2 separate regions of the Homo sapiens genome follow, and region 1 is linked to region 2. A link is an interaction called in ENCODE POLR2A ChIA-PET data of the cell type or tissue named here. Cell type or tissue: OCI-LY7. All regions are shown on one strand. Each heading gives the region's core, and the rest is flanking DNA. Links, peaks and the distances in the headings are about the cores only.

Region 1 (15,911 bases), core at 2,868-10,867, 410 kb before region 2:
TTTCTGCTCTGCTGGACAGCGTGACCAGTATTTGTCATTGTGCCTCCCCCCCCGCCACATCATTCATATGTCTATAATTGTCATCGAGATGTGGCATGTCAGCGGGACTCCAGTGTTCTCTGCTCCCCGTCTTCACACAGTCACTCAGGTAACAAACCCGTAATCTCGTCCTGTTTTCATGATGGTTGAATTACACATAATTGTTTCTGCACAGTGATTGATTTCTGCCTGAATAGAGACCTCTGCCTTTTTTCAATGCAAGCGAGTGGCAGCCAAGTCTCTCCATCTAGGAGGAGGCAGCAGCCTTTGAAGAGATCAAAGCCAAGGCCGCAAGCAGTTGTGCGCCCTGGGAATATGGAAAGCCTTTATGCTCTCAACCCCATTTCCAGCATCATGTTGGATTGCAGCTGCATTACATTCTGCCAGCATTCTTAATGCTTTTAGTATTGACTCTGACATCACCGATAGCTGTTTTAAAGTAACAAAAGCCGAAGGATGACTTATTTTCACAACTCTGTAATTGGAACATGCAAAGATGGGGGTGGGGAAGCAAGAATGAAGGGGAGGGAAATACATTTGCTTTTAATTTAAAGCAGCACAAAAGGCCCAGAAAAAAAATTATGTAAGTTTCCACAAATGAAAACCATGTTTTTCATATGGAAAAACCAGCAGGGGCATTTTATAACTCAGACCACACAAAATGAACTGATGGCTAAATACACACTTTTTCAAGCCTAAAGGGTAAAATAAAAATGATGGGGTAAGTGATTCCAATTGGGAAAGGGACTCTAACATGTATTTGGTCTGAAGACTTTGCAGACACCTGATGCAAGGTGAACGGGTGCAGCTGCTAAAGACCTGTCCCGCGCCCTTACCTGCTCCTCCTTAGCCCTTTTTAATCAACTAAGCAGAGCAGATACTTGCATTTGTAAGAATCACAGGTTTATTTGGGAAGTTGTAAATGCATGATTCCATTAACAGAAGAGGAAGAACAGGAAAGTCAAAGGTGGTTTTCAATTCTGGCTCCAGATACAGAGACACAAATCAGTATGACAGGATCACGTCTTGACAAGTGAATCAAAACCTAATGCCACCAAAAGAGGCAGAAAAATTCCTAAGAACATAATAACCAAAATACATCAACACTAGTATCCTATTTCTTAAAATGGAAATTAAAAGTAAAGCTATTTCTAATTTTTTAAAAATAATTAAGACATTTTGGACTTATGATTAAATACATTGTGTAATTCATCCATTATTACATTTAAAATCAACATAAAAAGCAAGCAGGGCGACCATAAATCACTATACTATGTCTCTGGTGCTACATATAGTGTTACATATGTCCAGTAATCACTCCCTAGTAAGAAAACCTTCCGTTATTCCAATTCTAATTTTTAATTGCTGCCTTTGAAAATGTCTGCCCTAATCAATATTACATAGCTCTACAGAGAAACTCTGAATTTACATTCACATTGAAATGACAAGATTATGGATGGAGAGAGCAGGAAAGTAGAATCTTAAGAGAATTTATAAAATAAAATGCATCTCGTTTAACAAAGTCCCCTTTTCACAAAGATTTAATATTGTTTATGTAGATAGTAGTCAATGAACCATCAGTCTTTAACTTTTCCAAGTCTACAAAGTTCTAAAACTTATTGACATAGGAGAAATGACTATGAAATAACTGCTTCCTTTCATTCTGCACAAAACTTCTTAGTTCTGAAACACCAAGTAATTGGCGAACAAAAGCCATCTTTGTTTGAAAGGATTTTGAATCAACAGACCTGGCTGTAAGGTACCCAACTGTAAATTTTCTTTGAAAATTTGTCTGTAACTGTGCAGAACTGGAAAACTCTTTCTTTTAACAACCTGCCTACTTCAGTTTACTGGGTTACAGTTTTTATGTTTGTTTCATTTGGGGTTTGTTTTGCTTTAGAGGAAAGGGTACAAACTACATGAATTCAGAATTGCAAAAGCAAAATCAGCAAGAAAACCTGAATAATAACATCTCAAAATCTGTATATTTTTCTCTTGGAAAAGTGCCATCTTTCCTTAATTTTACCATTTTCGGAAAATGCCGGAAATAAGTTCCAGTGTTATCAAATATTTTTCTGTAGGTTGCATTCTTAATAAGCTTATCACATTTTCCATATCCCAAGGCCCCCTTCTAATTTCAGATTATCAGGCAAAAAAACATTTCTTTTGTGATTCTATCATTAGCCTTCTCTTGCAAAGTAACAAGCAAAACAGTCACTGGAAGCATCCCAGGCTTCCCATTCAAACCAAAGGAAAAAGTCAATATACGGCGCCCCCTCAATCCCCTGCCCCCGCCTTCTTCAAGGCCCTCCTCAGAGAAACCTGTACTTAGAATTTTAGTCACCTGAACAGCATGTGAGAGAACACAGCACCACTTGCTCAGCCACCAACCTTGAGAGAGGCACTCCAGTGGCTAAGCAGAGACAAACTAAAAGCATATGGAATCTCAGTAGCCCCCGGAGCTGTGGGCTCCACACATTTCTCAGACTGCCCTCAGCAAAAATTGCCATCATTGAGAATGGAGGTGACAACACTGTAATGATACACAGGAGACTCGTTATATAGCATAATCTATGTGCTGGCCTATTTATTTTTCCCTTCAGGAAGGGAAAAATAATCTCTTGAAGAACCTGGAGGGTCCTTATGCTCCTTACTGAAAAGAAAAGAAAACTGCCTCAGAGGTGAGGAGTGGGGGAAGCAAGCCGGTTGAGGAGCAGGAGTTAATAGGTACTGCCCAAAGTCTGGGACCCCTCTAGATGAGGCATTCCAATCGCTTCACACAAATACAAATTTACTCTTAAAAACCTTTAAATAACCAGATTCCATGCTTTCCTTTGATAAACCATTCCAATGTTTATTAATCTCTCCCTCTGAAGTAATTCTCCCAACCTAAATTCTTTCAACAATTTAAGTCCATTTCCTTTGGTTATTCCTTCAGTGAAGAACAAAGCTGGCCCCAGGCACATGCTAAAGAAACAGTTCTTATATTTGGAGCTGGGTTTAAACTGCTCTCCTGTCTTCCCCAAGTCAAATGAACAGCTTATCAAGCAGATCCCCCTGGGAATTGGCAGAGTTCTGCCATCAAGATCTACAATCATATGTCAATAATTGGATGGTGCCCAATTTTCAACATGCTCATGAAAGACTGAGAACTGTCTCAGATAGCACAGAGCCTTCTTTTCAAGCGGTTTCATCACTTGCACACACAGTACATCTTTGGTTTAAAATAGCAAGTGCCCTAGTGCAGACATCTAATCTAGAGAGAAGGAAGGGAGCAGAATTCCCACACAGCTGCTGGAGGGCAGGGCCACAGGAGGGGTGAACAGGAGATGCCACAAGGTCACCATGAAGCACGACCTCAAATGATGTCATTTAGCTGGGCCACACGAGGGTGAAACACAGCCTCAGCCCACAGCTCAGTGTGCAGCAAACCCAGGTGATTCTGAGCAATCTGCAAGTAATCTGTACAGCAAAGAATTGACCCAACCAGCCAAAAAAAAAAAAAAAAAAAAAAAAGAAGAGTATCCTCATGAATACTGCATAATCTGCAGGTTTCATAAAAAACTTTCATATGAAACACTCAACAGCCACACTTTCAGAAGTATCTTATCGGAACAAATAGGAATAGGGTTCCCGTTTACTTTCCCCAGCCATCAATCTAGAATAGTTGGTTATCCCACATCATACAAAGAATACATAGCATTATCCACTGGGGTGCAGCAGGAAGAAAATACTACAATGTCAATACATATTTCTATATGAAAAATTTTAAGTTTTACCAGAAATATTTAACATACAAATTGCCACTGGGGCCCCCGTTTGCTCTGTATGCCAGACGGTCAAGAATGCCAAGTGGACTGAAGATAACAGTAATAATGTAAGCACAAAAAACAGCAAGAAAATGGCAAAGCCAACAGTTCTACCTCTAATATCAACCCTTTAAGAGCTTGCATTAAAGCTAAAATCTGTAATGACACTGGACAAGACTTGTCAAGAAGCTGACCAAAATAACGAGAAATTATCAATTTTATTTGAAATAACAGCCATCAGATAATTATATAGTTCAGGTATATAATTCATAAATAATTATACAGTGGCCAAAATTTTTAATTGATGAGGGCTTGCAGTAAAATAAATCTCACCATGGATTTAGATATCTGAAATATCAATTGATTTCACTTTTCTTCCTCTCAATATGGATTAAATCAGCTCCTTTCCTCACTGTACTGATCTAACCTTCTGGAAGCAAGATGGAGCCATGGAAGCCAGAGTGGAAAAGAAATGAAGCTGTGATACTCACTGTGACATGAATGAACCCTGAATACATTACACTCAGTGAAAGAAGCCAGTCACAAAGGACTACACCCTATATGTGCCTATGATTCTATTCTTATGAAATGTCTCAAATAGGGAAATATGTTGAGACAAAATAGGTTAGTAGTTGCTTGGGCCTGGGGTGAGCACTGAGGGAATGAGAGATAAGGGGATAATAGCTAAAGGCTCTGGGGTTACTTTCCGAGGTGATGAAAATGTCCTAAAACTGACTGTGATGATGGCTGCACTAACTATGTGAATATACTAAAAACCACTACACTGTACACTCAAAGTGGGTAAAATGTATGCTATGTGAATTATATCTCAATAAAAATGAAACTATTTTAAAAATAAGTGACCACTGAAAAAACATTTGCTGAATGAATAAGTGAATGAATTCCTCCTATCCCAATTAAACAAAAGCCAGAGGAAAAGCTCTCCTGGACATGTTCTCCATGAGTAAAAACAACTGTGTTGCTTAGTCTTTGTCCACGTAGCGACCTTGTGACTTTAAAACACTAAATGTTTGCTCATGAAAAGGAGTATCTGGATGATGACTGGGGTCAAGGAATTCAGGATTCTATGAGAGAGTGAGCAGAGGATGAGCAGAAAGTAGGTATGGCTTGGTGTTCCAAAGGCAGACCTTTAATGGTAAGCATTATATACCAGTGGAATTATTCACGTTAGATGTCCAGATCTGATTTGGTATAATAGGTATGCACTTGTGGTGCCCCTAATAAGTTATTAACATATGAGATGTCCTCCCAGAACCAGGCAAAAAGAAGTATTGAGTCAATCTTCTACCTTTCTCATAGCATCAGACCTTGCTTCACCTCTAGAGCAGAAAAAACCTCCTTTCTTAAAAAGCACTGACGTAAATTCTGATGCTTTCAGTACAGGTTGAGTATACTTTATTCAAAATTCTTAGGTCCAGAGGCATTTCAGATTTCATTTCAGATTTGGAGTATCTGCATTATATACCTATTGGTTCAGTATGTCTGATGGGAAAATCAATATCCTAAAAACTCCGACAAGTTTTTTGTTTTTGTTTTTTGATCTTCATGTTAGTGTTCAAAGAGTTTCAGATTTTGAAGCACTTCACATATTGGATTAGGGTTACTCAACCTGTATCGATAAAACAACTCAAGAGAAATGCAAGTGTGTTTTCTTTGAGTGAGCTCTAAAGTCTGGTACCATAAGAAGTCCAGGAGCTTTTAAGCACGGGAAGCATACTGACACAACCGTGTTTCCCTTAGTCTACACAACAGTCCTTTGTTAGAGCTTCAGATAAGAAAACTGAGGCTCAGTGGGGTGCGGTGGCTCATACCTGAATCTTTGGGAAGTGCAGGAGGAGCACTTGAGCCTAGGAGGTTGAGGCTGCAGTGAGCTTTGATTACACCATTGCACTCCAGCCTGGGTTACAGAGAGAGGCCCGGGAGGGAGGGAGAGAAGGAAACAGGCTTGAAGAAGTTAGGGACTAGTCTGTTCAGGGATACATGGCTAGTCAATGACTTGCCTAACTCCATGTCAGTATTTTTTCCTCTACCACGAGATTAGCAACAATAGAAGCCTAAAAAAAAAAAGTCTTTAAAAGGTTTTTCTCAGGTAGCCAATATTTTCAAATTTGCATAGACATTATTGAATTAACTCAAGATTAAAATAACAAATAAGAACAAAAACAAACATCTCAGATAGCCCTGAATTATGAACGGTTTTTTCATTTGTAGCTTAAATGTCACATTTCTCTCACCACTACACAGAGGCCTCTGTTTTTTCCTTATACCCAGCCATCTTAGGAGGAAATATTTCTTTTTGAAAAATTTAATCTCCATTTTCCTCTATAGATACATAAGAAGCCCTCATAAAATCTAGTACATATAATCCTGTATTATGTAACTTTTTGTTGGCTTCACATTATTCACTAAATGGGATCTAATATCCTCAAGCCTGCAATTCACAGTCCTATGTTGACACCTTATTCCTAGCAGTACAGTGATTCCCTGCAATGAATTCAGACCACGTATTTCCTATATGTGGTAACTAAATAATATTTTTGAAACAGTCATTTCCTACTCTTTCCAACTTACCGTTAGGATGCCAGAAATTTTTTTAAAGTACTTGTGAGTAAAGAAACAGAAACAAAAAGGTAAAGCAATTTTCCCACCTGTAGTAAGTGGCTAATCCTGGATTTGGGCTCAGGCACTTAAGATGCAGAGCATGTGTTCTCAGCCACTACATGACATATGTAAATAAATGAAAACTTATCTACCTTCATAATATTGTTTGCCCAATTCAAATTGTAGTCAAATTTAACAACAACGATTTAAAATGTGGTTAAATAGTACAAAAAGCAAGTGCCTCACACAAGGTAAAGGTTTCTGGTGGTGGTACTAAATAAACAGTGACACAGTACCAACAGCATAAAACAGAAGAGGGTCTAAGTCCTGGCCTCCACTCTTACCAACCATCAGTTAACTTGGCAGCAATGTTTATAAACTTGTTCATTTCAAATGCTCTATAAATAGTTCTGAGTTTCTGAGTTCTATTCTTAAATAGTCTTAGGTTACTTAACATGAATGCTCTTTTAATAAAAAAAAAAAAATTTATCAAGCAACTTTCCTGGCCCAGCCCAGAGGTGTCTACACAACCCTTTTTAAACAAGTAAACCAAATATTCCCCACCATGCTTCAAATGGGCCACATGGAACTGAAAGCAGGTAAAGAATGAATAGTACATATAAAGACAGTCCTCTGGAACTGCTCTACTAGGCTGCAACACTCCAGGGTGAGCAGGCTAGGCTCTGTTCACACCTGTATCCCTGGGTTGTAGTAGTGATGTCATGCCTGCCTCACTCTGCTCAGCTGTGGATGTTTGCACAAGTGTCTCTCCCTCACTAATCTGTAAGCTTCTAGAGGGTGGTGACTCTGCTTTTATCATCATGTATCCACAATGGGGCTCAGCACACTGACTGTCAAAATAAGTATCTTCAATGAATATTTACGGAATGAATGATAAATCATTCCTGAAAACATTCTTTAGGATTTATCTTCATTCTACCAGGAAACTTGTTTATCCTTAAACTTTAGGATTAGTTCAGAAACTCCTATAACAACATATAATTAGTGAACTGCAATAAGATGTGCTTTCTGGTTATTGCACCATCCTATGAGGGTCAAAAGAGCTGTATTAGCATCTTCACTCCTGAAATTAAATATAAATAATGAACCAAACTAATGCTGCACGGATATCAAAGATAGCACTGAGTTACTATGAATTTTCTTATATTAAGTAGCAAGTTCTTTACATATTAACTTGCAAGCAGATCTTAATTGTGCAGGAGTAAAGAAACAGATACATGATGTTGGTGTAAAATAGTTTTGAACCATTATTTCATGAATAGTTTGTCAAAACTGTTTACATGCTTACTATGTAAAAAGTTATCTTAAATCAAGAAAGCTATGAACCAGCAAGTAACATAAACAAATAGATTGGCCGGGCGCGGTGGCTCACGCCTGTAATCCCAGCACTTTGGGAGGCAGAGGCGGGCGGATCATGAGGTCAGGAGATCGAGACCATCCTGGCTAACGCGGTGAAACCCCGCCTCTACTAAAAATACAAAAAATTAGCCGGGCGTGGTGGCGGGCGCCTGTGGTCCCGGCTACTCGGGAGGCTGAGGCAGGAGAATGGCGTGAACCCGGGAGGCGGAGCTTGCAGTGAGCCGAGGTCGTGCCACTGCACTCCAGCCTGGGCGACAGAGCGAGACTCCGTCTCAAAAAAAAAAAAAAAAAATAGATTATAAATATATTTTTAACACGGTTTCATTGTAGTGGTATTTAAAATAACAACAAAAAAACTTTAACATCCATAACTGAGGATAAATCCAATAAATTAAAGTGTGTATATATTTGTGTGTATATATGTACATATATATACATGTGTATATATATGTACATATATGTACATGTGTATATATATATATAACTGGATACTATCCAGCCATTACAACTGATGACACAGACCTACATTCACATAAAGATGAGCACACGTAATACATTTTTAATGACAAAAGATTATAATAGAATAATAATCTTATAAGCTCATTTACAAAAACGTTTGTATTACAGGTATAGATACAGAAAGAATGTCTGAAATGAAACAATTCATCAAAATGAAACCATTATATCAGAATGACAGAAATATAGGTACTTTTTATTTATTTTTTCTGTTCTTTCATGGGTTTTCCCCCGTTTTTATATATTACTGTTAACCAAAAAAAAAAAAAGATATTTCCTTTTGAGAAAAAGAAGAAAAGACTGTTCCTAATGTCTCCTTAGAAAGAAAAGTTTCTTCACTTTTTAAAGGAAACTCACTGTTGCAACTTCTCAGGAATGATCACAATTCCAGTTAATTCTAAACTAATTTCTCTTATTTAAACCAACATCATGATACCACAAAAATCACCACTAACTGCTCCTAAAAATGAAGCACATACCACATTTTAATTGCTTGCTGTGCAAAGAATGCTCTTTGGCAGACTTTTGCCTGTAAATGCTCAGTTCTTATGTAATAAGGAGGCAACATCATTTGCCAAAAAGATTCTAAGAATAATGAAACCTTTGGTCATACAGCTATTTGATTAATCTGTTTAGTCCCTAAGACTTGGGGACACTGGGCCTCTAGAAGTGAGGAATAGAGATTCCCATAAAAATCAGACACTTATCAAACTATGTCTGATATACCCCAGGAAGCAATATTTCCTGGGAATTTTCAAGAATACATTGAGCAATCACATGGTTATGTGTTGAATGAACCAGAAGACAATTTCCAAGTATTCTTAGAACCTTTTATTTAAGCCATTTACATTATTTAATAAAAGTATAACAGATACCTTTAATCCTCAAAGTAGTTTATTGACTAAGGATTACTCTTAACACTTCTGAGAGATGAACTGATTTATGAATTGGGCCCCAGCTCCTGAAAATACCTGACTTTGAATCCAAATTCCCTACCACTTATTAAACTCTGGTTGGGACTATGGACATTCAAGTAACTTCTCTGTGCCTCAGTTTCTTCACTGGAAACATAGGCATATTAGTAGCATTCACTTCATACTGTTTAGTAAAGATTTAATAAGAAAAATGCATGTAAAGTACATCATTAAATATTACATGCTAGTATATTATTAATACCAGTACTCTCTTCACCCTTGGACAAAATACTTATTTCTCATAATCACATGGAGGTTTCTGGTCAAGGTCCAGGAAGCTTCATAGGTAAGTGAAGTGATTTTGTGAGGCATTGTTGACTTACATCAAATAAAGTATGGACCAAAAAGATGCCCATAATGTAAAATGGTTTGGTTCCAGATCTTGGTTAATTTTGTTTTCTTAGCATAAAACTGAAAACAATGATTCCTAAGCTAAACTCATGAATGCCTGTCTTCAAACTGGCTTCTCTTTCCAAATTAATTATTTCCATTAATACTGTCCTCTCACCATCAGGCTAGAACACTCATCATCTTTTACACAACTCTTTCCCTCCTCCACATCTAACTGGTCACCTTTGAACTCTTGTGTTATCCACTAGCATCATAATAGCTATTACTACCCAAAATATGTTAAAGAAATGTACAATTTCCAATTTTATTCTCACAAAACCCTACTAAGAATCATTTCCATCTTACCTATGAGAAACTCACTGATTCAATAATCATCTAGCGTCTTCTGCATGCTAGTGGCAGAAATGGTAATAAGAAACTGAAGTTGCAGAAAGTACCCTGCTGTGAGAGTGAAGACTTGAGCCTCAATCTGGTACCACTACTTACCAGTTGTGCAATCAGGGTAAATTATCTGACCTTCCACTTCTTGACCTGTTTACAGTCGTCCTTACCCTTCTCTATGCCCTGCATGCCATTGCTCAACCTTCTCTATACTTCAGTTCCCTCAACTGTAACACAGGGATATCAGAGATAGCACTGAGTTACTATGAGGATTAAATGGGCTAACGCACAGAAGGGGTTTAGAACAGTTCCTGGCATGTGCTAAGTACTCAAAACTAATAACTAACGTCTAGTCCATGGATTCTATATGAAATGCTCAAATAATTTCTAAGCTCCATTTTGGCTTTGCGATTCCATACAAATTTATATATTTTTAAGAGATTCCATTTAAATACGGATTGATACCTGGTGTTGTTGCGTTACATTCTTGAAGTTTTAAAATTTCTGTTCTGTTTATTCCACAAACATCTGGTGAGTAACCTGCTCTGTGGCAAGTAATATAACAGGTTCTGGGCAACAAAGATGAATAAGACATGCTCCCTATCCTAAAGAAACTAACAATCAATGAGAAATACAAACACAAAGACAAAAAGCTATTGGAAAACATGGCTACAGAGCTCTGAGGGAGGACTTATGAGGACCCGAAAGAGAGAGTAGTCACTCTTGACTGACGGTGGGATCCGGAGGAACTTCATTGAGGAGGCAGCACTTACCCCAGACCTTTAAGGATGGACAAGACCCTGCTGGCAGGGAATAGAGAACAGGGCATTTCAGCGAGAGCAAGCTATAAGAATCCAAAGACAGGGTTTTGGAAAAGGGTTTAGGATGCAGGTCTGGGAGTGTAACTGAATCATAAGCTGCAAGGCAGAGTGGTGAGGAGGTAAGACTTGAAAGGGAGATGGTTCCAGGGTGTGGAAAGCTTTTAAAAATAATGCCCCAAAATGTGATTTAATCCCACAGCCAGTGGGGCAAGGCACTCGGGGAGAAAACCTCATGAGATCTGACGAGAGGTGAACAGTGCCAGTGGTCTCAATTAGGGCCCAATATGGTTGAGTGAAGAGAAAGTAAGCTTGGGGCCAAAGGGCCACACTTGGAGTCCCAGCTCCACTGCTTTCTGGGTGTGAGACCTCTGGAAAGTCATTTACATTATCTGAACCTCAGTTAAATTACTGAGCATCTACTGTGCCAATGTTTTTCCAAAACTTATTTTATAGAAGAATCAATGGAGAGTTTGTTAAAAGCGCATCTACATGACCTGCCTGTAGTGTGTGATTCAGGACATTTGCAGACGGGGCCAGTAATCTGCCTTTTTAACAGAAACACCTGTAATTCAGAGGCCACTGGCCACCTTCCAGCCATACCACCACCAATGCCAGATGAGGAGACCAAGGGTCAAAGAGTGTGAACACACATCTAGTCAGTAGCAGAGTGGTAGCATCTAGGTATATGGACTCCAACAGCAGTGCTTTGCTGCTGCTCTCTTTTATTTACTCATTTATTTTACCATTATCTTGGTTGGACCCTAGTCTCACTGACTGCAAGTCATGACTAAAGAGACAATCACCTCACCCTTTTCCCTTCCTCCCTAGCTTGGTCACTAAAGTAGGAACTGCTGCCCTCTCAGCAGTGGCTGTAGCCCTTTTCCCTCCCCAGCACCTCATGCACTCTCTACAAGGAAGGACACTCATCTCTTTGGCAACCTAGAAGCAGGAACTGAGCAAGGACAGACTGACCCTTTGTTCTCTCTGTCAGGCCAGCTTGCCCAAACATGGGTTTGGTCTCATCTCCAGTTCTACAGGATGTGAGCACCCTGCCTCTGCAAAAGAGGCATGTGGCTTGGTGTTGTGTTCAATTTAGGAAAATCAAAGGAAGTCCATGGTTTGTATCACAGTTCAAGTCACGTTCTCCAATGTAGCCTTATTGATAATACAGTTGGTATTATACTGCCTGATACTGTCTGGCCTTATTAATAATAAAGCTGATATTACACTTTCCCTCTGTCTGACTTTGCTGGACTAATTATTGACTTGAAGAGGCATGAAAATTATCAGCCTCAAAACACTAACCACAACGAAAGTTGAATGTAAACAAGTACATATTTTTAAATATTAACTTTATAAACATGTTTTTAAGATTAAATTGCAGTGCAGGTAACTCCTACCTAAAAAGGTGCATTGCCTTTGACTGCAATTCTGGCAATTTGTTCCAAAGAAACAATTCAGAATCTGTGCAAACTTTTAGTTAGAATATATGCACTTCATCACAGTACTGCATAAGGTGGGGAAAAAGGTGATACAATCTAAATGTCTACCAATAAAATACTGGTTAAATAAATTAGGCAATCTATTAAAAATGATGTTACAGAAGATTATTTATTAATAGAAAAAGATATACATAATAAGTTGGTGGCAAAAAAGCAAGTTGCAAAATGATACCTTATGTTCCTATTGCCATGAATATATAACAAGTATTTGTGTTTGTTTACCTACATTTATATGTGTGCACAGAAAGAAGTCTAAAAGGCCACACAGAAAAAGTGATCGTCTTTAACAATGTGATCCTGGGAATTTAATATTTGGTATTATTTTTGCTTATTTGAATTTTCTAATTTTTCCAGTGAACATGTATTGCTTTTTAAATTTCTTTTTATTTTAATAAAAATGGTTAAGCATTTTTGAAATTTTCAAGAAAATTGTAACAATTTCTCTTCTGCTTTCAATTTTAATCAATATTATGATGAATTTAATAAGTACTTTGTATTCTTAAAGGTAAATATGGCTATTTTAAATGAAAACAAACAAGTCTTTAGACCTTAAGGAACCGTATTAAATTGGGGCAGGTTACTGCTGTCGCTGACGATGGATCCTTGTCTTTAACACCGGGAGTATAACACTCACCCCAGTTTTCACATTAGGATTAAATTAAATATGACAACCCTGTAAGGTGCCTCGCACAGTATGTAGCACAAGGTAGTAGCAAAAAAAAAAAAAAAAAAAAAAATCAGTTGCTTTCCCTTCTTTTTCAAGCAAAAAAAAACCAAAAAACTTGAGTTTTAACTTAAAATTCTAATGTATGAATACAAATAAGAAAAAAAAATAATTCAAGCAATGATTATTTTCCTAACACTGCCAGACAGCTGACTGGTCAGCCCAACTGTAATAAACAGTAAATATTATTTACTTCATATTTTGGTTTTGTTACAGACTTTAAGATGCCAAAACAAAGTCTAATATATTTGAGATAAGATTTCAGCACCTTTTTCCCTCGATCCAGGTCATTTTAACCAGTATACAAAGATGATATGACCATAATTATTTTAAGGTACCATTTATAGTGTTCAAAATTGAGGGATCCTGTACAAAGAAAGCTGCATCCAATATATAAATATTTAACATTCATGGGATTTTACTGAAAGAAAAAGAAAAGTCCTGAAAGGAAAGAAGCTGGAATTTCCCAGGAGGCTAGAAAAACATTGATTTCTCCTTGCTGTTCAGCCAACACATCCCTTTGGACGTGATCCTTTTCGGTGACAAGAAAGCTAGAAAAATTTAAGCCAGAAGGAAATTCGAAGGGCAAAAAAAAATAACTTGCCCATTGTCCTTCATACGGCTCCTGGATATCCTTTCTCTATAATTTTTGCAGTAGAGAGAAAACCCCAGCTCCTATGGGATTAAGGGGGAAAAAAAAATCTCCTAACCAAAAACATATTCTTACCTCAATTCAACTCCATTCAAGTAGTTAAGAGTTATCTGGCAATTTCATATCAAATATTAGAAGGATATGAGACTTTCGGCTAACAAACCTGAAATTTAGAAATCTGTTCCCTCATACGTCTCATTCCCTTTCATGGTGGATTACGGTGCTAAAGAAGAAAATCTGCTGCTCTCCTAACAATCACAAGGAAAGCGAGCCCAAGAGAGGAAAATCAGATCTGTAAAAATACGATGACATTCCCCTGAATTTTTATTTATGCAAACATTTTCTAAAGGTTTGTGTAAGGCCTTCACCCAGTATCCAAATTCTGAGTCAGCATGATGGCACAATAGGAACCGAAAGTTTCTTCCCTTTCTCTGGAGTTTCCCGGGTAGAGTCAAGCACTTCTTATAGCTGCAGAAATCCCACCAGGTGGGGCCCAAGGCACTGACTTACACCATCTTAGACTCCTGCTCTGCGGCCACAGCTAGAAAACAGCGCTTTTGCAGGCTTTGTGCCATATGAACTTCTCATCAATCAGATCAGGTAGACAAGCCCGATATTAATATGCCATTTAACCTTCCCAAAGTTTTCAGAAGAAGATGATGGAGACCCGACATTAGATCTCAGGTCTTTTAACATCTAGCCTAGTCCTTCCCTTCTCTATGTTTAGCCATCATAGGGCACTGCCTACCTATCTCTCCCTAATTAAGGCTCAAAAATTTTGTTCACCACATTGCAAAAGGATAGAATCAATTTACAAAACACAATGGCCTAGAAAAGTCAGCACTGAGGCTGCCATGTGTATTTGAAAAGGACAGAACTTTTTAATAGCTGAAAATACCTCGTGATACTGAAAAAAAAGTTCCTTCTATTGCCAAGAGAATAAAAATGAATTGAAAAGCATTAACCACATGATTCTGAAACATACTTGAAGATGGTTTTCTTTTTACTAGTATTGTGTTTCCATCTCAAGAATCCTTCTGAAAAAAGCAGTTTTATCATCTCCATTTCTTCAATTAGGTTTCTAGGACCTAACTAACAGATAAGTACTTCCTAAGATAAATCCTCATATGAGGGTCTAGTCCATTCTTTATTTATTCCAGTAGTGCACTCCCCCGGCTGACTGTTTTCAGGAGTTATCTGGAAACTCTATATTCTATAAGGAGTAGTTTTGACTTCCTCATTAAAAACACTGGTCTAATGCTACTTTATTCACCAATGCAAAAAATAAGAGAAAAAGTAAAATAATCAAATACTAAGGATTACTTAGTAAACACTTTCAAGTTTTACTTTTCACGTAGCATTTGGTTTCATAAAGACAGATCATTTGGAAATATCCAGAAAACACACATGCAAAATTTCTTCTACATTCTTTATTAACTCAGCACATTTACTGAGGTTTCTACTCTGTGCTAGGCTGACTGTAACTAACATAATTCATCAGCAGTCCCTGAGTTTAAACTGGAGGACTGCTGATGATAGTCCCCCAGTTACTTTATGATGGTAACTGATTACTAGATGATTAACTATCATCAACATTTTTTATAATTTTTATTGTAAGGTTTCCAGGATTAAAAAAGATTTATAAAAATATCTTAGTAAAAACGCAAATATCATGTTATTGCTTGTAAGTGTGAGCTAAATAATGTGGACATAGAGTGTCAAACGATAGACAGTAGAGACTCAGAAGGGTGAGGGGGTAGGAGGGGGGTGATGATGAGAAATTTCTTAATGGATATGTTATCTGGATGATGGATACTATAAAAGCCCTGACTTCACCACTATGCAATCTATGTATGTAACAAAATTACACTTGTACTCCATAAACTTATACAAATAAAAGAAATATATCTTAGTAGGTCAAATTTTAAAATTTTGCTTTGGTTACTGTTTCATTCAGAAGCTGACAACAATAATAAAAGAAAATTAAGCTACCCTAGAACCACTCTCCTTTTTAGAGACCCTAACTTATATCTACCTCTTCATTCTCTCTCTCTCTCTCTCTCTATATATATATACACACACACACACACACACACACACACACACACACACACAAACACACATATAGCTCTTTCGCCCA
Region 2 (15,911 bases), core at 3,266-11,265:
TTTATACCAGGGATATAACAATGGTTCAACATATGCAAGTCAATAAACATGATATATCATGTCAACAGAATGAAGGACAAAAACTACATAATCATCTCAATAGATGCAGAAAAATCACTTAATAAAATTCAACATGGCTGCATGATTAACAAAAAAAACTCTCAACAAACTATGTATAGAAGGAACATACCACAAAATAAGAAAGGCCATATACAACAAACCCACAACTAGCAGCATACTGAATGTGGAAAAGTTGAAGGCCTTTCCTCTAAGAACTAGAACACGACAAGTATGCTCACTTTCACCACTCCTGTTCAACACAGTGCTGGAAGTCCTAACCAGAGCAATCAGACAAGTGAAAAAAATAAACAGCATCCAAAATGGAAAAGAGGAAGTTAAATTGTCCCTCTTTGCTATTGATATGATATACCTAGAAAAAACTAGACTACACACACACACACACACATGCACACGCGTGCACACACACACACAACTCTTAGATTTGATTAATGAATTCAGTAAAGCTGCAGGATGCAAAATCAATGCCCAAAAATCAGTGGTATTTCTATACATCAATAATGATCTAGCCAAGAAAGAAATCAAGAAGGCATTCCAATTTACAATAGCTACAAAAACAAAGAAAGAAATAAAAACCTAGGAATATATTTAACCAAAGAGGTGAAAGATCTCTACAAGGAAAACTACAAAACACTGATGAAAGAAATTGAAGATAATACAAACAAATGGAAAAACATCTCAAGCTCATGAATCAGAATTAAAATTGTTAAAATGACCATATGGACCAAAGCAATCTACAGATTCAATGCAATTTTAATGATAACATCCCATCATTTTTCACAGAACTAGAAAAAACAGTCCTAAAATGCATGTGGAATCAAAAAAGAACCCAAGAGCCAAAGCAATCCTGAGCAAAATGAACAAAGCTGGAAGCATCACATTGCCTGACTTCAAAATATACCACAAGGCTATAATACCCCAAACAGCATCATACTGGTATAAAAATAGGCATATAGACCAATGGAACAGAACAGGGAACCTAAAAATAAGGCCACACACTTACAGTCAACTGATGTTTGACAAAGACACCAAGAACTCATATTGGAGAAAGGACAATCTCTTAAATAAATGGTGCTGGAAAAATAGGATAGCCACATTCCAGAAGAAGGAAACTGGACCCCTATTTCTCACCACATACCAAAATCAACTTGAAGTTGATTAAAGACTTAAACACAAGCTCTAAAACTATAAAAATACTAGAAGAAAACCTAGGGAAAACTCTTCTGGGCATTGGTCTAGGCGAAGAATGTATGACTGAGACCTCAAAAGCATAGATAACAGAAATAAAAATAGACACACGGGACTTAATTAAACAAAAAAAGCTTCTGCACAAAAAAGAAATAATTAACAAAGTGAAGAGACACCCTGTTGATTTGGAGAAAACATTTGCAAACTTCATCCAACAGGGGACTAATATCCAGAATATACAAGGAACTCAAACAACTCAACAGGAATAAAAGGCAACAAATAATTCCATTAAAAAGTGGGAGAGGCTGGGCGCAGTGGCTCATGCCTGCAATCGCAGCACTTTGGGAGGCCAAGGCAGGCAGATCACGAGGTCAAGAGATAGAGACCATCCTGGCCAACATGCTGAAACCCCATCTACTAAAAATACAAAAACTAGCTGGGTGTGGTGGTGCGCCTGTAGTCCCAACTACTCGGGAGGCTGAGGCAGGATAATTGCTTGAACCCGAGAGGCGGAGGTTGCCGTGAGCCAAGATCTCACCACTGCACTCCAGCCTGGTGACAGAGCGAGACTCAGTCTCAAAAAAAAAAAGTGGGGGAAAGCACATGAATAGATATTTCTCAAAAGACAACCTACAAATGGCCAACAGGTATATGAAAAAATGCTCAAATGCTCAACATCACTAATCCATCAGAGAAATGCAAATCAAAACCACAATGAGACATCATCTCACCCCAGTCAGAACGGCTATTATTAAAAAGACAAAAAAAAAATGGATGTTGGTGAGGATGTGGAGAAAAAGGAAGTTGTATACTCTGTTGCTGGGAATGTAAACTGGTGCAGCCACTATGAAAAACAGTATGGAGATTTCTCAAAAAACTAAAAACAGAATTCAATCCAGCAGCCCCACTACCAAGTATCTATCCAAAAGAAACCAATAGATCAAAGGGATACAAAGCATTTGCATTTTTATTGCAGCACTATTCACAATAGCAAATACATGAAACAAACTTAAATACCCATCAATGGATGAATAGGTAGAGAAAATGTGGTAAATATACACAGTGGAATACCATTTGGCCATAAAAAAAGAATGAAATCATGTCATTTGCAGCAACATGAATGATCATTATATTAAGTGAAGTAAGCCAGGCATAAAAAGATAAATATTGTATGTACTTACTTACATGTGGAAGCTAAAAAATTTGATCACCTAGAGGTAGAGTGGAAAGAGATAATGGAGATTGGGAAAGGTGACTGGGGGAAGGAGAAAGAATGAAAAGAAATAGGTTAAAGAGTACAAACATGCAATTAGATAGAAGAGATAAATGCAATGTTTGATAGCAGAGTAGGGTGACTATAGTTAACAAAAAATGTGTTGTACTCAGGTGATGGACATCCTAAATACCCCAACTTGATCACTGTGCATTACATACATGTAACAAAATTTCACATGTATCCCAAAAATTTGTTTAAAAAAATTAAAAAGAAGAAGACAGCGGAACTAAATAGGGGAATCCTACATAAGAGAAAGGCAAAAAGAATCCCCAAAATGCAATGTGAAAGAGATATCAGGATTACAACTGTGAAGCCGCTCTAAGAACAGAGATCAAGGAATAGATAGATGTCTATGATTTTTAAAATAATAATAACCTTGCTTAAATAATTAATGTGTCAGAACATAGTGAGAAGAGAAGATTTATACTGTGGGGGATCGGGGGAGAATTAATGATAATTTAAAAATGAAAAAGAGGTGCATAGAATCAACACATTGAAGAGAAATTTTGCACTAGACACTTGTTAAAAATGGCAAGGAAGACTTTACTCAAGACTATTGCAATAGAGGAGAGAGATTGAACTCAATTCTAAATACAACAGGGATAACAACCTAAGTGACAAGAGTGAGACCCTACCTCAAAAATCAATCAATAAATAAATACAACAGGGATAAGTGGGAATATATATTCAAGGGGCATGATGAGGGAGTCATTGGATAGAAACATACTAAAGAGGGACTTGGTTAGGTATCAACAACATTGGGGGAGAAGAACTTGATTAGACATCAAGGGTAGGGAGGAGAGCTTGATTAGATATCAAAGGTGGTGGGATTCTCTATAAACTGGCTAAGCAGTATCCAAAGCTAAAACTAGACTTGGCAAGCCAAAGATTGGGCCAAAGAGAAAGTCTAGTCAAAGGAGGGCTCAGAGGAGCCTGACTACATTTGCTCAATAAGGGAGTCTTTGTCAAATGAACTATTTCCTTCCCTTCCTTTCTTTCCTTCCTTCCTTCCCCACTTCTTTCTTTTGTTCATCCTTTCTTTCTTTTGTTCTTTCTTTCTTGTCTGTCATCCAGGCTGGAGTGCAGTGGTGCCATCATAGCTCACCGTAACCTTAAACTCCTAGGCTTAAGAGATCTTCCCACCTCAGCCTCCTGAGGAGGTGGGATTACAGGTGCATGCTGCTATGCCTGGCTAATTTTTTTTTTTATTTCTGTTATTTTTGGAGATGAGATCTCAGTATGTTGCCCAGGCTGGTCTTGAACTCCTGTCCTCAAGTGTTCCTCCCACCTTGGCCTCCCTAAGTGTTGGGATTACAAGTATTACATGCCACAAGGCATGACTATCTTTTAAAAACAAATGCAAACTGTTTGCTTTGTTATTTTTAATACATTTTTACAGATTATTTCTGTAAACCAAAAATAAAATTCTATGACCCCCGCAACCATTTGAATGGACTCCCTCCTCTTGGCCAGGGCACTCCTAAGATAACCTGAAAGACTGGTTCAGGCCATGACGGGAATGGCGGATTGGACATGCCTCATTATGCCGTCCTCCCTTTTGGAATTCAGGAAAAGCTGACCAGCATTTAACATCAACACAAACCCTAAGTCTGATAAGAAACATTTGCAATGTATTCTCTTTGAAACTTGCTACCTGGAGGCTTCGACTGCATGATAAAACCTTGGACTGCACAACCACTTATCACAACCCAGACTTTGTTTTCTACTGATAAAAACTCTTTCAATCAATTGGCAATCAGAAAATTTTTAAATCTACCTATGACCTGGAAGTCCCCACTTCAAGTTGTCCTGCCTTTTTAGATTGAACCGCTGTAAATCTTACATCTATTGATTGATGTATTATTATGTCCCCCTAAAATGTATAAAAGCAAGCTGTACCCTGCCACCTTGGGCACATGTTGTCAGGACCTCCTGAGGCTGTGTCTCGGGTGTGTCCTTAGCCTCGGCAAAGTAAACTTTCTAAATTGATCAAGACCTGTCTCAGATACTTTTGGGTTCACATTTCACACACAGAAATTGTGAGAACAAATTTTTATGGAGGCCTAGAAGAAAGCACTATAAACTTTGCAAAATAAGTGCAGGAGAGGCAGGTGATAGTGATACAGCATTTCCCCCAATAATTACCCCCCCAAAAATGGCTGGTGCACTGAAGAAAACTTTAATTCCCCTACAGTTTTAACTAGGCTCAGCCATGAACATGGGGAAGGCTGGCATTTGTGCAATGACACTGGGGTTCTCCACTACATGTCTGGTCATCCTATCAGTACCTTAAACCTGCCCACAACCAGTTCCTAAAAAGGAAAAGCAGTGTTCTTTTGCCAGCAAAATTGGGGTTTAGTTGAAAGTAAAAGGATGTATTTGAAAAGTTATATCTGCCTTTAAAGAATAAAAGGATCTATCTTTGCACCTGATAACAAATTAACAAAATCTCAAATGGATAAAGCTTGTGTGATGAGACCAAATCACACAAAGTGAAGAAGTCGAATTTTGTTTAATTTAAATGATAGAGAATAGACATGCGCTGAGTTACATTTTCCTTAAAAAATCACCCTGAATGCTATGTAGAGGATGGGTTGTAAGGGGGCAAACATAGAAGCATGGAGACCAGTTAGATAGTTACTGCAGCCAATTATTTGGACTAAGAGAGTAAAGATAGAGAATAAAAGAGATAATCAGATTTGAGATTGATTTTGGAGGGTGAGCTGACTAGATTTGCTGATGGATGGACACAGGGGTGACAGAAAGGAAGGAATCAAGAATGACTTCTAGGTTTTTAGCTTGAACAACTAAGTAGATATGTCATTTACTGAAATGATAAAGACAAGAACAGATTTGAGAGAGGAATCAAGAATTCTGGTTTCAAATGATTATTAGCTATCAAATTTCATATTAAGGAGGAGGTTGGATATGTAAGTTTGGATCTTAGTGGGGCTAGTGAAATACATTTGGAAATTGTCATAATTCTGGTGGTTATGAGATTGCCTAGAATGAGGATAAAGACAGAAAACAAACAGAGAAACCAAAATCAAGCCTATAGAGTACTCAAAAATTTAGGAGTTGAGCAAAGAAAGAAAACCCAAAGGAGTGAAACAAAAGCCAATGGTATGGGAAAAAATCCAAAGAACATGGTCTCAGGGAAGCCAAGGGTGTTTTAAGAGTGGAAGAGTGGTTAACCACATGCCAATTGGTCAGTAAGATGAAATCATAAAGAATGTTAACCATCGTTTTTGACTAGCTGGAGTCACTATAAATCTTGGTGAAAATGAAAACTATAGTAAGGTTAAGTAAGATTAAGAAGGAATGGAATGTGAGGAGTTAGAATAGGATGTAAAGAAATTGTAGAGATAGTATAAGGAGCCAGGGTTCTTTTTGAAAAAAAGCATCTAATAACTCCCATTCTTTTTTAGAGAGAAAGAGAGAGAGAGCACACAGGAAGGAGGCTAAACTTGCTTGCATAAGCGTCCCACTCTCTCAATAACCTTAATCCATTCATAAGGACGGAGCCCTTGTGATCTAATCACCTCTTAAAGGTCCCACCTGTCAACACTGTTGTATTGAGTATTAAGTTTCCAGCACATAAACTTCGGAGGACACATTCAAACCATTGCAGGGAGTTATATGCACTTCCTCATGAGACTGTCAGTATATCAGAAAAGCTGTGTGAACAGCTTGTGACAGCTGCCCCAATGGCTGTTCCATAGGCTCTGGACAGGCGAGTGAGAGACGATGCAGGGTTTGGGTATTCTCTCTTTCTTTCTTCTCTTGAAGGGAGGGATAGGGAAATGAGACTTAACCCCAAAATCCACAGTGGTCTTACACTTTACCAAGACACAGGGTACAAAATTCCCCCTGGGAATGACAAATATCAAAAACCAGGATCAAAAGTCCTCAGTAAGAAAGGAAGAAAACATTTGGCCCCACCCTCAAAGGGCAAGAGTGCTGAGGGAAAGCAGGACTCTCATTCTGAGTGACTTGAGCACCAAAAGTTTTATGTCTGGTCTTGAGACATCAACGGGCCCTTGGTGGAGAGGAAAAAAAACACCGTGGTGTTATTCAACAGTACCTCCAGACCAGTCCCTGGGGAAATTGTTCCAAGTTCCTCAAACAGTGGAGCCAGTAAAATTGAAAGAGTAAGACTACCTCTTGGGGGCCTAAAATATCTGTGGCCACTATGCGAAAATATCAGGTCAGACCACCCAAGATTTCCAGAGTGGTATTCATTTTCATTGATGGCTTCTTCAACCAGGAGCAGGCCACAGGCTAGAGTGGTAGCGATGGAGAGCAGAGAGGTGGTTCCCAGAGCAGCAGTCATGAGAGGAGACGGGCCAGTGAGCAGCCTGAAAGCAGAACACACAACAACAGCAGGAAAGCTACAACAGCTGCAGAGGACCATGTGGAAAGGGAGATGCCTCAATGGTTTAGAATTCTATATTAAAAACAGTGGTGGTTTGGAAGAAGCCCCAAGATAACTGCTACCAAACCTGTGAAATATAATTTAGGTGCCTCAAACATGCCTCTGTGACCTGAGGCTCTTCCTGCTGCCTGGAACGTTCCTCTTGGGCTGAAGTGAGACCAACTTCTTATTCTTCAGGTACGAGCTAAAATGTATCTCAGCGTGGAGGCCATCCCTATTTAAAGATCTCCCTGTGATAGTCTAACGCAGCCCTGTTTTTCCTTGAGAGTACTGCATTTCGCTGATTCTGATATATACTTTTTTTTCATATTTTAACATATCTGAAGTTGGAATGAATCTTATAATCAATACTGTGTCATAGTTTAATTGGCCACAGTTTTTCTAAGTGATTTTTTTAAATGGTGCATTTTATAACCTGTGCCATTTCTATTCAAGAAAATAGAGTTTTCATCATATTCAGTGAGTGTTGTTTGTATGTTTACTGTTTGTTTGTCTACTCTATAAAACTGTAGGCTTCTTTAAAGCAAGCACTAGCATGTAGTACAATGCCTGGTGCATCATATGTATTCAATAATGATTAATCAAATGACTGAATTCATTAATTTTATGTATTTATTTTAATTTTTTTTGAGACAGGGTCCTACTATGTTGCCCAGGCTGGTCTTGAACTCCTAGGCTCAAGTGATCCTCCTGCCTCGGCCTCCCAAAAAGTGGTGGGATTATAGGCATGAGCCATGGAGCTCGGCCTGAATTCATTAACCTTAGGGTTGTACAGCTCTCAGCTGAAGAACACTGTACACAATACTGTGTATAATCAGGTGACTTAAGATTTTTGGACAAAATTGAATATATAGTCTCTCTGTCAGATTCACATGTACCCAATATCTTATCTCAAAGTACTGGTGTTTTTGTTTTTTGGATTTTTTTTTTTTTGAATCTCACTCTGTTGCCCAAGCTGGAGTGCAGTGGTGCAATCTTGGCTCACTGCAACCTCTGCCTTCTGGGTTCAAGCAATTCTCCTGCCTCAGCCTCCCGAGTAGCTGGGACCACAGGTGCACATCACCACGTCCAGCTAATTTTTTTGTATTTTTAGTAGAGATGAGGGTTTCACCATGTTGGCCAGACTGGTCTCGAACTCCTGACCTCAAGTGATCTGCCCGCCTCAGCCTCCCAAAGTGCTGGGATTACAGGTATGAGCCACCACACCCAGCCTCAAGGTACTGGTTTTAAGCAGAAATTTCCAAACAAGTAGATACCTTAAAACAAAGAACACATATCTGTCTAAGCAGAAAAAATTTTTTGTATTAGAGATTTCTCAGAAAATCACTTTTAAAGGGGAGATAATAATAGAAAGTATTTATGCAGCATCTCTCAGTGTAATGCCCCGGTGCTTTGACAAGTACACTATTTTTGAACATGGAAAAAAACTCATTGTCATACATTATGACCAGTTTCTCCTGCTTAATACTATAGTTAAGTCTAATCCTATGTTTATAACCTCTTAATCTACTTCCGTGGAGGAAATAGATTTCACCTTATCTATTCACTTGATACTAACTCAAATAAGTAGAAAAACCAGGGGATTTAATCTTGGCTAAAATAATTTAGCAATTAGCAAATATTTCAAGGAACGCCAGTTAGAAACATAGGAAACATAAATGGATTTCAATGCATGGTTGATCTTTTTGAAAATTTTCCTCTGAATGAACGTCCTTCTTTAACACTGATGCAAGGCTCTGGATAAATCTTATTATTATTAAAGTCCCCAGTAGTGAGAATTTAAATCAAATTTATGCAAAATGAGAAAAATGGGTCACTTCTGCCACTGCCTTATTCTTGGAATTTTTTTTTAGCAAAATAGAGCTGAGAATAAAAATCATCTCAATTTTACACTACACCATATCTCCCTTGTAACATTCAGATAATGATTCTGAAGCTATTTGGTATGATGGATGAAGAAATGCATTCTGAGCTTGGGCAAATCACGCAGGACCTCTGTTTCTGCTTTTGCAAGTCTGACTTGTCAAGGGCCCCTCCCATCTCCTCAGAGAAAGCTTCCAGACATCCCTGGTCAGAATCGGAGTCTCCTTCCTCTTCTGGACCCACTTAACATGTAGTTTCTACTTCTTGTGTAACAATTATGCAGTGAACCCTGTAGTGCAAATGAGTGTGTGTGCATTTGTCTACCTCGGAAGGGTGTGAACTCCTGGAGTGTCAGGACTGTTTTCATTCATCCTTGGGTCTTGCACATGGAAGATGACTCATATTTTGCCATATCAAATTGAATTGCTTTAAAAGATTAGCTTTGGCTTATTCAGTTTATGCTCCCTAAGGTTATGTTTTTATGTACTAGTATTGCAGATTAGGAAAAAAAAAAAAACCCAGCTCATCTCAAACCCTCGTGGGTCTTTTTGTGTGACATAGAATGAGAGCTGAGCTGAGCCCAACCTCGGTTAAGAGAGTGCCTCCAGCAGTTCAGACCCAGTTCATGTCCTGAGATAAGACTGGGAGGGGCTTCCCTGGGCCCTGGGAAGAGAGGGGTTCCTACGAGATGAGAAAAGTATTCCCTTAGGTTCTCAGAGAAAATGGCAATGCTCTATGTGGACTATGCACCCATTAGAGACCCAATGCTCTATGTGGACTATGCAGCCGTTAGAGCCATTAGAGACTCTATGTGGACTCTGCAGTATTAGAGCCATTGGAGACCCGTATTTATGCAATCTAATCCTGGGTCAAATACTCATTTTCCAGGTGATGATGGACAAGTCCCTTAAGCCTTCTGATCAGCAGCTTCTTGAACTCTAAAATGGGAAATCTAATATTAATGATATCCTACAACATGGACTGTTGTGAAAACTAATAAAGACAAAGCCTTCTCAAGCACTATGAAGCATTCAGTGCTAAGTACAATGAAAATAATGTGGCCAGAGGCCTCGGGCCTGTGCCAGATGGAACCAGCTTTGGCCACTCTTTCCCATACTGCTGCTCCCAGCTGACAGAGGTTTGGCTGAAGATTCTGCAAGGACCCGTGCATCAGTATTCCCACAAGGAGCTGCAGGGCACACACAAGTGTGTGCTGAGAAAGCCCCCAAGAAAGATGGAACCCACGTGGGGGCATTGCTAATGCTGTCCCAGAAAACAAGCCCAGGGATTTTCCCAGCTCTATACATTGCTTTGTGTTTATCAGTGCTTTGACCAGCAGCTATTCATTTGTGATATGAAACTCTTAAAATAAAATCTTTTTTATTTTAGCAAGTTTTATTGAGGGAACCTGGCTGCAGGCAGGATTTCAGTCTTATATCTGCATAAAGCCTAAATTGTTGGCATGTTGAAATATTTCCTTAGAAAAACCAAGGTGTTTGATGTTGCTTAGCCACACCAATTGACTGGACTTCTCACTTCCTAACCAGTTGCCTTGGTGTTGCTTAGATGAAGCCCAGATTAATTTTTTTCTCGGTCACTTCTTATAAAATCTGAAATCTGAAAGTTCAGCCCTAACCACCTCACAAAATGGTCAGTCTTGTTCTTGACCTCATTAACAAAGGACTGTCCTTCCAACTCACACCAATCTGGGGGAGGAAATAAACCAGACAGCCCGAATGACGACAGAGTGGGATGAAATAACCCCTCCCTGGGACAATGCCTTTTCCTGTTTCTGGAGGCTCCTCCTATTCCCACACTGGCTTCTGCATCCGTTACTTGGCCAGGATCCTCTTTCACATCAAAGTGTCCCTCCTTGGGCTTCAGAAGTAGGGGCATAACCTTAGTTTCTACAGGAAGGCATTTTCATCCCAAAGGAAAGGGAAAAACCATGTGTTTGGTTGCTATACAATTACAAGCCACTTTCCTTGTTTTTCATTTTACAGTCGTGCACATGAAAAGTATAGGCAGGCTTTTAGCTACGATGGGCCAAACATTTGGTTCCTAGACTTCTATAGTTTGAGCTGGAAACATTAAAATAATTAAACTGCAGCCATTAGTCTTCATGAATAATATTAAATGCCTGAGTCAGGAAAAGTTTTAGGAGAGGATACGATTTTCTTTTTTACTTCAAAAACACATGAAAGGGCATAATCTGGACAGATATTTAAGGAAGAGAGGTTGAAGAATGCCATGCATTCCATCTCAGACTAGGCTATGGGGACTCTACGTGGGAGGTCTGGATTTAAATCCAGTTTTGAATGACTGAATGTAATCGGTGATGGTAGGGCACTACAGCTTTCCCAAAGCTGTCAATTTGTGTCATTATCAAAAGCACTTATTTGGTACCTAATATGTCTATGCATGGCAGATGTTTAAATAGGAATGTCCCTGCCTTTCTGGGGCCTCTGATCTAAAATGGTGCAGATACTCTTGGAAATGGGGTAAATAGCAGAACCTTGGGTGGGAGAGAGCATGTCCAGTAGTATTTTTTTAGTGTGTAATTAGGGTGGGAGAGACTAGAAAGTTTTAACTGGTGGAGAATACAATTCATCATCACTGGAAGGCGACCCTGTAGAAGAGTATCACATTTGGGGTGTGGGAGCTGTTGATCAAAAGATAGCATAATTTTCAGCCAGGCGTGTTGGCTCATGCCTGGAATCCCAGCATTTTGGGAGGCTGAGGCAGGTGGATCACTTGAGGTCAGGAGTTTGAGACCAGCCTGGCCAACATGGTGAAACCCTGTTTCTTTTTTCCTTTTATTTTATTTATTTATTGTTTTGGAGACAGAGTCTTGCTCTGTTGCCCCGGCTGGAGTGCAGTGGCATGATCTCGGCTCACCGTGACCTCTGCCTCCTGAGTTCAAGCGATCCTCCTGCCTCAGCCTCCCCAGTAGCTGGAATTACAGGTGTGTGCCACCACAATAGGCTAATTTTTGCATTTTTGGTAGAGACAAAGTTTTCCCATGTTGTCCAGGCTGGTCTTGAACTCCTGAGCTCAGCCAATCTGCCCACCTTGGCCTCCCAAAGTGCTAGGATTAAAGGCGTGAGCCACCTCACCCGGCCTGAAATCCCATTTCTACTAAAAATACAAAAGTTAGGTGGGCATGGTGGTGCATGCCTGTAATCCCAGCTACTGGGGAGGCTGAGGCAGGAGAATTGCTTGAACCTGGGAAGCAGAGGTTGCAGTGAGCCAAGATCATGCCACTGCATTCCACCCTGGGCCTCAGAGCAAGACTCTCTCTCAAAAAAAACAAAACAAAAAAAAAAAGCATAAGTTTCAAAAACTGAAGAAATACTGTTCTAAAAGTATTCATTCATCATTTGCTCATTCAGAATTTACTGACTGCTTCCTGGATGCCCCAATGTGTAGCTGGCACTATAAAAGGTATAAAACAAGTAGACTCATCCAGACATTGACAAAGTCATGTACACTCAGGAGCCCATAATGGCACAACATTGAAGCAATGAGGTAGAAGTGAATTATCCCAATCCACACCAACAGAATTGTTATATGAATCTCAATCACTTTGGGATAGATGAGGATATAGACTTAGAAACAGAAAAGCACAATATCTAACTGACCCTAAGTAACCTCAAAGCAAGCATCCTTAGTGTTCTTTTATCCTTCATATGCTCACACTGAGGTAGAAAAATTAAGCTTTGTGGACACAGGAAGGGGAACATCACACACCAGGGCCTGTTGTGGGGTGGGGGGAGGCAGGAGGAATAGCATTAGGAGATATACCTAATGTAAATGATGAGTTAATGGGTGCAGCACACCAACATGGCACATGTATACATATGTAACAAACCTGCACGTTCTGCACATGTACCCTAGAACTTAAAGTATAATAAAAATAATAATAATTAAAAAAAGAAAAATTAAGCTTTGTGTGGCTGAATTATAAATTTCCCTTAACAATTAAGAAAATGGCCAGACGCGGTGGCTCACGCCTGTAATCCCCGCACTTTGGGAGGCCAAGGTGAGTGGATCACGAGGTCAGGAGTTCCAGACCAGCCTGGACAAGATGGTGAAACCCTGTCTCTACTGAAAATACAAAAATTAGCTGGGCGTGGTGGTGGGTGCCTGCAATCCCAGCTACTCGGGAGGCTGAGGCAGGAGAATCGCTTGAACTCGGGAGGCGGAGGTTGCAGTGAGCCAAGATCACACCACTGCACTCCAGCTTGGGCGACAGAGCAAAACTCTGTCTCAAAAAAAAAAAAAAAAAAAAAAAAAAAACACAGTTAAGAAAATGTTTCTTTACCAGAAGTGAATACTGTAGGTTTTACTCTTGGGTTAGGGAAAAGGAACATTGGAAGTGAATCAGATCTTCCATTAGGGCCATGTAATCATACTGTTATTACAATGAAAAACAAAAAGGAAGAGAAAAGAGAGGAAAAAGAGAGCAAGATAGAAAAGATTGGATTCCAGTCTGCTAAAGCTGTCTTGTCTCTGACTGAGAAACCTGTTTGGTAACCTGAATGACACCGATTCCTACACCTACAGACAAGCGAGAGGAAATGAAACAGCATTGGTGAAGCATTCCTTTTTGTTGTTTGCTTGTTTGTTTGTTTGTTTGTGTTTTGAGATGAAGTGTCACTCTGTAGCCCAGGCTGGAGTGCAATGGCGTGATCTCAGCTCACTGAAACCTCCGCCTCCCTGGTTCAAGTGATTCTCCTGCCTCAGCCTCCCAAGTAATTAGAATTACAGGTGTGTGCCATCTCACCTAGCTGGTTTTTTTTTTTTTTTTTTGTATTTTTAGTAGAGATAGGGTTTCACCATGTTAGCCAGGCTGGTCTCAAACTCCTGACCTCAAGTGATCCACCCACCTCGGCCTCCCAAAGTGCTGGGATTACAGGCATAAGCCACCGCGCCCAATGGTGAAGCATTCCTTATGCCCTATGTGCTTTAATACCATTATCTTATTTGATCCTGACAATAGCTTTCCAGGAAGGTGTTAACAACTCTCATTTTATAGATGAGGAAACTGAAGTTGAACGAGTTTAAGTAACTTGCCTAAACTCATACAGCTAGTAAGTAGCAGAGCCGGGAGTTAAATCCAGGGCTGTCTGACGTCAGAGCTCATGAATTTTCTCCTACTTACACTCCTTTCATTTGATGCTCAAAGCTCCAGAGAAAAATGTATGTATATAAGGCCCTGGTTGAGTGGAGGACAAATATTCCCTCTAAAATCTCTACCTGTTCAACCTCCCCAGGAATACATCAGACTACTCTTCAAATATAGTCTTCCCATGTCCCTGACCCACCTAAATTGTTCACTCTTTCTTTAATATTATTATAATGGAACTCATGGTTTATATTTGAAATGAATTGTATATTGTTGTTTGAAGTGCATATGAAAGGCAATGCTATGTAAAGCCTAACAAGTGATTATTAAAACTTTATATACCTGTATACTTACGTGTATATAAAATATTGCAAAATAAAATAATATTTAAAGAGATGTGCATTTATTTTTGTCATTTTGATGCAAAACTAGCTGTATTCTGACTATTTATAAAGTTATTTCCTTACATGTTTTCTATTTTTTTTCCATCCTGTCATTCTTATTCCCCGGGTAATCTCTATATATCTAAGGAAGAGGAAGCAAGAAGTTGTTGCACCTGTGTTTACTAATTATAGTGTTAGTGCTTTGTATATAATGTTTGTACTTTGTTAGAATGCTGATTATCTCTCAAGCAGCTAACCCTACTTAGACCTGACAACGATTTAAATTCAAATATCTTCACAGCAGGCAATTTTATTAATGTTTTACATGGCACACCAAAGAAGTGAGCTGATTTGGGTGTGTTTGGTTTGGGCTTTATTTTTTCTTTCCATTTTTGGAAGAATATTGTGCTTTAGAAAAGTATGTTCAGTTGGCCTATACCATTGGAAAACTTTATTGAATTGTTCAACCCATATGCCACAAGCCTGAACCTAGGAGACACCAGCTCCAAGAAAAAGCAGTGTGTTCTATCTCTGTGACTGATTTCATTTTTGGATTCTCTTTTGAGTCTGCCAATAAGTTCCAGGTGGGATGTGTTGGTTTTTGAGATGCAAGTTACCTGTTCACTGGGAGCAGAGGAAGACCTCTTGTTTGGGGCTCCCACAACTGACAGATGGCAGTGACTTTGGTCACTGATGATGTCTGGATTCAACTCAGCTTAGAAGAGAAACCATAATACCTTGTAAGAATTTCCTTTGCTCCACCCAGTCATTCTAGTAAAGAAAAGAAGACTTGAAAAGCTAAGACTCCAATGCCACACGTGCCACATTAACATCTAGACGAGGGCTTGAGGGAATCTCCCTGGAAACCGAAAAAGAAAAGAAAAAAACTGTCTAGGTCATGGGTAGCCAATCTTTTAGCTTCCCTAGGCCACACTGGAAGAAGAAGATTGTCTTGGGCCACACATAAAACACACTAATACTAATGATAGCTGGTGAGCTTAAAAAAATAAAAATAAAAATAAAAAAACTCTTGATGTTTTAGGAAAGTTTGCAAATTTCTGTTGGGTGGCATTCGAAGCCATCCTGGGCCACGTGTGGGCCATGGGCTATGGGTTGGACAGGCTTGCTCGAGGTAATTGTGCTCCCTAACTAGGCAGGACAGCAAGCCTCCCTCCACAAGGAGACCACAGTTGAATGGGGGTGGAGTGAGGTGGAGCTTTTCGTTTGTGAGTATAGTCAGCAATGGAATGGCTGGTGGGTTATACAAATTAAAATTGATTTGCATTCATCTAAAAAAATTAGTAAATACAAGATGCCTATTATATACACAAATGTATTGCAGAAAGACTATAAATGCATGATAAAATGTTAACATACAAAACTTTTTTAATGGAAAAATGTTTGGAAAAGGGTTTCTGAATTCTAGGTTTAGCTTCTTGGGAAAAAAATAATTTGAGTTATCCTGAAGTATCGTATCTGGCCGGATGCAGTGGCTCATGCCTGTAATCCCAATACTTTGGGAGGCCGAGGCAGGCAGATCACCTGAGGTCAGGAGTTAGA

The links. ChIA-PET counts read pairs that join two places held together with the same protein. Peaks named below come from ENCODE experiments on the same cell type or tissue, not always from the same donor. Only the 100,000 strongest peaks of a DNase experiment are listed, where the experiment ranks them.
Region 1: POLR2A ChIA-PET joins it to region 2 with 6 read pairs; 2 of 35 experiments call an interaction of 5 or more read pairs at or near these places.

The regions. Positions count from the first base shown.
Region 1 is chr4:108,141,335-108,157,245 of GRCh38, forward strand. The region is part of intron 3 of LEF1 (lymphoid enhancer binding factor 1); the gene reads right to left. Among named protein-coding and RNA genes, the nearest start is that of LEF1-AS1, 18 kb to the right of the region's middle. In OCI-LY7, for the core only: no CTCF peak of the experiment used is centred there; no DNase peak of the experiment used is centred there.
Region 2 is chr4:108,550,165-108,566,075 of GRCh38, forward strand. RPL34-DT (RPL34 divergent transcript) reads right to left here. Exons shown (of 4, transcript NR_026968.1): 2 at 6,101-6,900. LOC101929621 (a long non-coding RNA gene) reads left to right here and starts at 7,069. Exons shown (of 2, transcript NR_134679.1): 1 at 7,069-7,154; 2 at 9,729-10,228. In OCI-LY7, for the core only: no CTCF peak of the experiment used is centred there; DNase peaks (open chromatin) are centred at 6,627 and 6,907.